Linked DNA regions of Homo sapiens: region 2 is linked to region 1. A link is an interaction called in ENCODE POLR2A ChIA-PET data of the cell type or tissue named here. Cell type or tissue: HepG2. All regions are shown on one strand. Links, peaks and the distances in the headings refer to the core of each region. The heading gives the core; the rest is flanking DNA. Region 1 overlaps LOC105378691 (a long non-coding RNA gene). Region 2 overlaps ZSWIM5 (zinc finger SWIM-type containing 5).

What was found. ChIA-PET counts read pairs that join two places held together with the same protein. Peaks named below come from ENCODE experiments on the same cell type or tissue, not always from the same donor. Only the 100,000 strongest peaks of a DNase experiment are listed, where the experiment ranks them.
Region 2: POLR2A ChIA-PET joins it to region 1 with 5 read pairs; 1 of 35 experiments calls an interaction of 5 or more read pairs at or near these places.

What each region holds. Positions count from the first base shown.
Region 1 is chr1:45,295,631-45,300,024 of GRCh38, forward strand. It overlaps LOC105378691 (a long non-coding RNA gene), which reads right to left. Exons shown (of 3, transcript XR_947287.4): 2 at 2,122-2,308; 3 at 182-1,112. Among named protein-coding and RNA genes, the nearest start is that of LINC01144, 6.1 kb to the right of the region's middle. In HepG2, for the core only: no CTCF peak of the experiment used is centred there; DNase peaks (open chromatin) are centred at 2,241 and 2,561; H3K4me3 peaks cover 372 bases.
Region 2 is chr1:45,132,560-45,136,953 of GRCh38, forward strand. The region is part of intron 1 of ZSWIM5 (zinc finger SWIM-type containing 5); the gene reads right to left. Among named protein-coding and RNA genes, the nearest start is that of ZSWIM5, 72 kb to the right of the region's middle. RefSeq lists an enhancer at 1,878-2,172. In HepG2, for the core only: no CTCF peak of the experiment used is centred there; a DNase peak (open chromatin) is centred at 2,022.

The DNA.
Region 1 (4,394 bases), core at 312-4,311:
TCTCTACTAAAAATACAAAAATTAGCCAGGCATGGTAGCGTGTGCCTATAGTCCCAGCTACTCAGGACGCTGAGGCAGGAGAATCGCTTGAACGCGGGAGGCGGAGGTTGTGGTAAGCTGAGATCGCGCCACTGCACTCCAGCCTGTATGACAGGGCGAGACTCTGTCTCAAAAAAATAAATAAATAAAAAGTTTACATAGGAAGGGGCCCACAAAAGTCTGAATGCTGCTCTGTTTGTAACAATAAACATGCTTTCTGCTATAACAGAAACCCACTGGCAATGGCTCCAACAGTGACAATGTTTAATTTCCCTTGTGTGAGGAAATTCAGCGTTAGTGTGGCCTCCAGGGTTGGCAGATCGAGTGCCCTTAAAGGCAAAGACTCCTTCCATCTCTCCGCTCTGCCACCTTTACTGTTGGCTCCATCCTCAGGTGTTAGCAAAACAGCTGCAGCAGTTCCAGGACACCTTCAGACTTAACAACATTCCCGGGAAAAAGAGATACTTCTGTTTACATCACTCTCACCTAGGGGTGAGGAAACCTTTCCCAGAAGGCCTTCAGCAAACGTCCTTATTATGGAATAAATGTTTGTGTCCTCCAACATTCTTATGTTGAAATCCTAACCCCCAAGGTATGTATTAGGAGATGGGGCCTTTGGGAGGCGATTAGGTCAGGTGATTAGGTGTTTGGTGCCCTTACAAAAGAGACCCCCAAAGAACTCTCTTCTTATTTTGTTTTTATTTTTTTAGAGACAGGGTCTTGCTCTGTCACCCAGGCTGCAGTGCAGTGGCACTATCATAGCTCACTGCAGCCTTGAAATCCTGGCCTCAAGTGATGGTCTTGCCTCAGCCCCCAAGTAGCTGGAACTACAGGTTCTCACTATGTTGCCCAGGTTGGTCTTGAATTCCTGGCTTCAAGCAATCCTCCTGCATTGGTCTCCCAGAATGTTGGTATTACAGGTGTGAGCCACAGTGCCTGGCCCCCAGAGAACTCTCTAGCCCTCTTTCTGCCAAGTGAGGTCACAGCAAGAAGACAGTCAATGAACCAGGAAGCAGGCCCTCACCAGACACCGAATCTTCCCATCCTTTGATCTTGGTTCCCAGCCTCCAGAACTGTAAGAAATACATGTGTATTGTTTAAACCATCCAGTCTATGGTATTCTGTTATAGCAGCCTGAACTGACTAAGACGGTCCCTTTCATCTCACTGAGCAGGGCTGGAGCATATCTTCATTCCTAAACCAACTACTGGCAAGAAGGATGGAATGAATGTGATGGGCTAAGATCAATCATGTGGGGTGGAAGAGTGCTTAGGGAGTCAACCCTATGCCTTCTCTAGAAGTCTTCCTCCGGGAGGTGGGAATTGAAGCTGAAAGCATGGATGAGCTCACCCAGAGAGTGTTCAGAGGGAGAAGCACAGAGGACCTAGGCGCTTCAGTTGAGCTGGAAATCCAGCTCAACTGGAAGGCTACAGAGGCAGACACCGAATCAGTTACGGCTCCTGCTGCAGAAGGGCTTCCTGTCTGATGGAAGGGACCGCCATCAAATACAGTTACAGATGGACCCAAAGTGTAGTTGGGTCAGCCTGTGACAGTAAACTGGATTGAAGTCCCAGTTGTGTATTAATAACTGTTTGACTTTGGGCAGGTTACTTAAGCTCTATGGCTCAGTTTCTTCCTCTGTAAAGCACCCTATACATAGTAAATATCAAATAACTACAGTTATTATTGTCCACATGATTATGATATTTAGGTGGTGGGAGGCCAATGGATGGGATCTAAGCAGGAAAGCGTCCTAGTCAGCTTTACATTTCAATCAGGTAGCTTGGGCAGCCTGTGTTCTGTCCCTGCTCAGAGGTACCTCTTACCCTCACTGAGTTTCCATCCATCTTCCCCCAGAACTGAGCCCCACCAGACCCTTTCAGGCCCCAGCAGCATCTCCACAAACTCTCTCTGTTGATTTTAGCTGTGCTTCTGTGCCTCGGAATCAGGATGAGTTACTGAGTTACTGTCCCTCATTTCACCTCTGTCCACTTGGCATTGTTGCCGCTCCAAGAAATTAGTCAGGTTTATTAAGCACGACCTCTCTTTTGTGAGCCCTGTTCCTGGCCTGCTGATCTGTACCTGTCTGCTGCTCTCCTGGCTCGGCTCAACTGGAGAGGCCTCAGCCTCCATTACTGCTTTGGTGGGGGCAGGGATAGGCGGCCGGGTGGTCACATCTTTTGTTTGCAAAGACTGACGCACCAGGCTGGATCACAGACAAAGGCAGGACGCTCTGCTAGAGTGAGCACAAGGCCCTTTGTTGCCATGGCTGTGGAAAAATAGGAACAAAAAGGATAAATGTTGCATCAAAATATGCTAATAATTAACACTTAGCACCATGGATATAAAAAGCACTTAATGCTAAATTACAATAATCATAATAGCTAGTCTTTATTCAGCCCTACTCCATATGGCACCATGGTTTGGTAGCTTAGTATGTGTGAGCTAGAGCCTAAGTGCTTGGGTCCAAATCCTGGCTCTGCTATTTACTAACTCTGTGACCTCGGGCAAGTTACTCAAGCTCTCCTCTCTCAATCTTTGCATCTGTAAAGCACAGATAATGAAAGTACACAGCTCATAGGGTATATGAGTTCACACCATGCTTAGAAAGCACTTCAACATGGCCTGCCACATCATAAGCACTCAATGAATATTTTATTTTTATATACATTTTTATAGACATTGATCAGCAAATTTAGACCTCAAAACAAACTTGTGACATAGATATTATTATTCCTATTTACCAGTTGAGGAACTCAAGACTCAGAGAGGTTGAGTAACTTTCCCAAGGTCACCCACCAAGAAAATAGCAGAACCCAGTTGTGTCTGACTATAAAGTCCTGTGCTTTCCACCGCACCAGGTGACTGTCTTCCATGAGCTTCTGGCAAGAAGCCCCAGGTCAGTGTAAGGGTACACTGTTGATGACTGTCTCACAGTTCCCTCTTCCCTTTAGTCACAGTTGGAACACACTAGGTGTTTTCAGAATGAAGGACACAGGAGTCCCGAGTACAAGGCAGCATCATCAGTCGTTTCTGTCCACTCCAGCCCTGCATTATGCTCAGCCTGCCCTAGAATGTGCAAGGCCCAGTTCTCTGATAGAAGATGGAAGGCCAGCTGTGGAAGGACAGAGACATGACCCAGCTCTGATGAGGACTTGCTCAAGCTCCACCTGTCCGATGATGTGGCTAGCTGAGTGGAGCCACAGGGCAGAAACTGGCCACACCACAGGGCAATGGGTCACACCAGACACAGGGGCTGGGTAGGTCTGGGGCCAAGGTGGCCTTGGCAGATTTTTGCACCCTAAGACTCTTGGACAGAGTCAAGGAAATGCAGTGAACCTGCACAGCCTAAAGCCCACTGCATTTCAATAGCAGCTCCCTGCTAGGGAACTTAAGATTCCTGAAGGATGTTTGTATTTTGTTTTTTAATATGAAGGAATCCCAGAGTCTGGCTTATTACACTTCCTGTGGAGGGGACATCTGGCTGCCAGGCCACTGCCCATCACAGTCAGGCCTTGGTCCATACCTGTACAAAAGCAACTTTTGTTCACTATTCAAAAGCAGCTCAATTCCTAAGTGACTGCCTGGGCAAAATAAAACTCAGCCTTACAATGTCCCTGGGAAGGAGAGAAGCCTGGCTATACAATTAACTGCAGTCATTCACTGAGCATGACCCTGGTCACAGCCCCCACCCAGCACTTGTCCCTCCAGTTTATGGCTAACTCTCGTGCTCTCCCATGTCCAGAAGTCCCTTTGCAATCATATGAGAGTGGGCTAGGTCCATCCTGGACTCTGGGAAACATAGCCCTGGCTCCTCAATTAGAACCCAACTTGGTGTCAGAATAAGGGCCCATGAAGGAGCCTCCCTGGATGTCCCCAGGCTATGTCCACATTTAGCTCAAGGTGGCAGAGCCCACTCATGAAAGGACAAGCAAGCTGTCAATGCCATGTGCCCATCCCCTTCCCCAAGCCCTGATCACAGGCCCCCTTCCTCAACCCCTTCCACCCACACCTGCCTCTTGCTTCCCATTCATATCCCTGGGTTCCCAAATGAAGATTAGAGCAGCAGAAAAATGGCCAGGCTGCAGGTTCAGGGAAAATCACAGGAGCTCTGTGGTTGAACAGACATGGGTTTGAATTTCACCACTTAACACCTGTGTGACTTGGGCTGGTTACTTAATCTCTGAGTCTCAGTTTTCTCATTTCCAAAAAGGGAGTAAACTGTACTCTTAGGATTTCTATAAGGATTAGAAACAATATGTGTAAGTGTGTTATACCCAGTGGCACTCACTAAATGGTAGCGATTGCCTGGCAAAGGTGAGTCTCTTTATATTTATTTACAGTGTAAATACTGT
Region 2 (4,394 bases), core at 157-4,156, 160 kb before region 1:
AGTTTGAGACATTGAACCACCATTTATAATGTGCCTACGGGAAAATAATTTTTTTTCTTTTTTTTTATTATACTTTAAGTTCTAGGGTACATGTGCACAACATGCAGGTTTGTTACATATGTATACATGTGCCATGTTGGTGTGCTGCACCCATTAACTCGTCATTTGCATTTGGTATATCTCCTAATGCTATCCCTCCCCACTCCCCGCACCCCACAACAGGCCCCAGTGTGTGATGTTCCCCTTCCTGTGTCCAAATGTTCTCATTGTTCAATTCCCACCTATAAGTGAGAACATGTGGTGTTTGGTTTTTTTGTCCTTGTGATAGTTTGCTGAGAATGATGGTTTCCAGCCTCATCCATGTCCCTACAAAGGACATGAACTCATCCTTTTTTATGGCTGCATAGTATTCCATGGTGTATATGTGCCACATTTTCTTAATCCAGTCTATCATTGATGGACATTTGGGTTGGTTCCAAGTCTTTGCTACTGTGAATAGTGCCACAATAAACATATGTGTGCATGTGTCTTTATAGCAGCATGATTTATAATCTTTTGGGTATATACCCAGTAATAGGATGGCTGGGTCAAATGGTATTTCTAGTTCTTGATCCTTGAGGAATCGCCACACTGTCTGCCACAATGGTTGAACTAGTTTACAGTCCCACCAACAGTGGAAAAGTGTTCCTGTTTCTCCACATCCTCTACAGCACCTGTTGTTTCCTGACTTTTTAATGATTGCCATTCTAACTGGTGTGAGATGGTTTCTCATTGTGGTTTTGATTTGCATTTCTCTGATGGCCAGTGATGATGAGCATTTTTTCATGTGTCTGTTGGCTGCATAAATGTCTTCTTTTGAGAAGTGTCCATTCATATCCTTTGCCCACTTTTTGATGGGGTTGTTTTTATCTTGTAAATTTGTTTGAGTTCTTTGTAGATTCTGGATATTAGCCCTTTGTCAGATGGGTAGATTGCAAAAATTTTCTCTCATTCTGTAGGTTGCCTGTTCACTCTGATGGTAGTTTCTTTTGCTGTGCAGAAGCTCTTTAGTTTAATTAGATCCCATTTGTCAATTTTGGGTTTTGTTGCCATTGCTTTTGGTGTTTTAGACATGAAGTCCTTGACCATGCCTATGTCCTGAATGGTATTGCCTAGGTTTTCTTCTAGGGTTTTTATGGTTTTGGGTCTAACATTTAAGTCTTTAATCCATCTTGAATTAGTTTTTGTATAAGGTGTAAGGAAGGGATCCAGTTTCAGCTTTCTACATATGGCTAGCCAGTTTTCCCAGCACCGTTTATTAAATAGGGAATCCTTTCCCCATTGCTTGTTTTTGTCAGGTTTGTCAAAGATCAGATGGTTGTAGATGTGTGGTATTATTTCCGAGGGCTCTGTTCTGTTCCATGGGTCTATATCTCTGTTTTGGTACCAGTACCATGCTGTTTTGGTTACTGTAGCCTTGTAGTATAGTTTGAAGTCAGGTAGCATGATGCCTCCAGCTTTGTTCTTTTGGCTTAGGATTGTCTTGGCGATGCGGGCTCTTTTTTGGTTCCATATGAACTTTAAAGTAGTTTTTTCCAATTCTGTGAAGAAAGTCACTGGTAGCTTGATGGTGATGGCATTGAATCTATAAATTACCTTGGGCAGTATGGCCATTTTCACGATACTGATTCTTCCTATCCATGAGCATTTTGCTTTTTGCCTAGAAGCAAAACTAGTGAAAATAAAAGTATAAAAATAAATACAATTTACATTAATATAAATAAATAACTTTTAAACTAAATATGGCATATAAAGCAATTGTTTAAAAACTATCCATACTCCAAATGTATTCTAAAATGTTTGCTAAAGAGAAAGGAAAAAGATGAGTCCTTTAAAAATGTTAGACTCAGGCTTGGAAAGGGCTGTAGGTCTTGAAGAGAAAAGTTAATGAATAATCTTTTGTGTCTGATGCCAGTTAGTTTTTATAACAGTTTCAAGGCTTCAAAGGACAGGAAGCTGTAGAGCAGAGTTCAAGAGAAAATTTCCATCCAGACTGGAAAAAGCAGCAGAGGGTAATCCCAGGAAAACAGTGCATATGTAAACAGAATCATTTCCTTCTTTTTGGTTTAGATTGGAAAAAAGCATGATGCTGAAAGATACTGGAAGGCAAGCAAAACCTGAGCTGGGAAGAAAAACAGAACAGAAATAGTCTCTAGCGGTCAGGTGCAGTGGCTCACACCTGTAATGGCCAGCCACTTCTATGTGAGATACTTCATATGAATAGAATCATACAATATTTGTCAATTAGTGGCTGGCTATTTCGCTTAGCACAATGTCCTCAAGGCTCATCCATGTTGTAGCATATGAAAGGATTTCTTTCTTTTTAAAGCCTGCATTACACATCATTGTATGTATATAACACCTTTCCTCTATCTATTCATTCATCAGTGGACATTTGGGTTGTGTCCACCTCTTGTCTATTGTGAATAATGCTACAATGAACATGGGATTATTTTTAAATTCTGCTTTGAATTCTTTTGGATATATACTCAGAAATGGGATTGCTAGATCATACGGTAATTCTGTTTTTTTTTTTTTTTGAGGAACCTTCATACTGTTTCCATAATGTAAAAATACCATTTTACATTCCCACTCACAGTGCATGTGGGTTCCAATTTTTCTGCATCAGTCATAGAAACAGAAAGCAGAAAAGGGGTTGCTAAGGGATGAGGTAGGGAGGAGAGGAAATTAGTGTTTAATGGGTATGGAGTTTCTGTTTTGCAAGATGAAAAAGTTCTAGAGAACTGCTGCATAACAATGTGAATATACTTAACACTACTGAACTTAAAAATGGTTAAGATGATAAACTTAATGTTATGTGTTTTGTCTTAAAAAACAGATTATGTCACACTGAAATCTTCTAATGGTTTAGCTTTATATAAACAACTGACTGCAATTATTGGTCAAATCTTAGACTTCGTTATCTATGCTTATGGAATGTCTTAACAGCTTGAACTGTGTGATTTACAGCCTCCAATTATACTCTGACATTTCTTGATTACTTCTGAAAAAGTCTTTCATTTTCAAAGAGACACATGTCTACTAAGAATTAAGATTAGTGAATTTAATAATCCTGATAAGAAAACTGAAGACTATAAGCCATTTTTTTTCTTTGACTTTTAATCTTCCATTATCAGAACAAACCAATTCTCATTGTCCATTGGACACATCTACTCCTCCCATTCACCTACTTCCTAATGGTAGAAAATTTTCAGGATTTTTTAGTTGTACAGCTGTCCAACTTGGAGGGACTTCTCAATGTGTGAAGTCTTTTTTTTTTGAGATGGTGTCTCACTCTGTCACCCAGGCTGGAGTGCAGTGGTGTGATCTAGGCTCACTGCAACCTCTACCTCCCAGACTCAAGTGATCCTCTCACCTCAGTCTCCCAAGTAGCTAGGACCACAGGCATGCACCATCACGCCTGGCTAATTTTTCTATTTTTGGTAGCGATGGAGTTTCGCCATGTTGCCCAGGCTGGTCTCGAACTCCTGAGCTCAAGGGATCCACCTGCCTCAGCCTCCCAAAGTGCTAGGATTACAGGCGTGAGCCACTGTGCCCAGCCTCAATGTGTGAAGTCTTGGTAGGGCTTTTTATTATTTAGAAAACCTTGAAATATTGAAGTTCACAACAGGTCATAAAAAACTAACACTTCCTTTCAGCCAGCTACATTAATCTTAAATCCATAATTTATTTCATATATTAAACAATACATCAAATTCATAATATATAAAATATAATTTATCATGGTTACAAAATTTCATAGCGAAAATAAAAGCAACTGGGATTACAAGTGTGAGCCACCGCATCCGGCCCATTTGGGTTTTCTTTAACTTTTTATCCCTTTTTTTTGCTCCTACTACAGACATGGAAGGTCTTCTTTAATGACGTTAACGTATACATCTGATAAGTACAATATCAGGATTTCCTGGGCCTGTTTCTCTTGTCTTTTTTTGTTTTCCCTCTTGGTGTTTAGTCAAATCTTGTCAGTTTGCATAACTGGTTATTTTTTACTGAGTTTCAGTTATTGTATATGGAAAACTGTAGAAATAACCTGAGGCTCTGGAACACGTTACCTTCCTCCAAAAATTTACTCTTCTTATTTGACAGGCAATTAAGCTAAAGGAAGATTGCTTTAAGCAGGATCGAGATGATAAAAATTAGGTTTCAGCCCTTGTGAATACTAGTCTATTTTTGGCTCACCCCTACTCCTAGGGTATATATAATTCTTCAGGGTTCCAATAAAAAGCCTGGGGTGTTTACCAGGGGCTCTCCTCCTTAGCAGCTCTCCACATTTTGCCCTTCTAGCCCCATAAGACTGCTGAAAGCCCTATTCAGTTTCTCAGCCTCTTATCCTT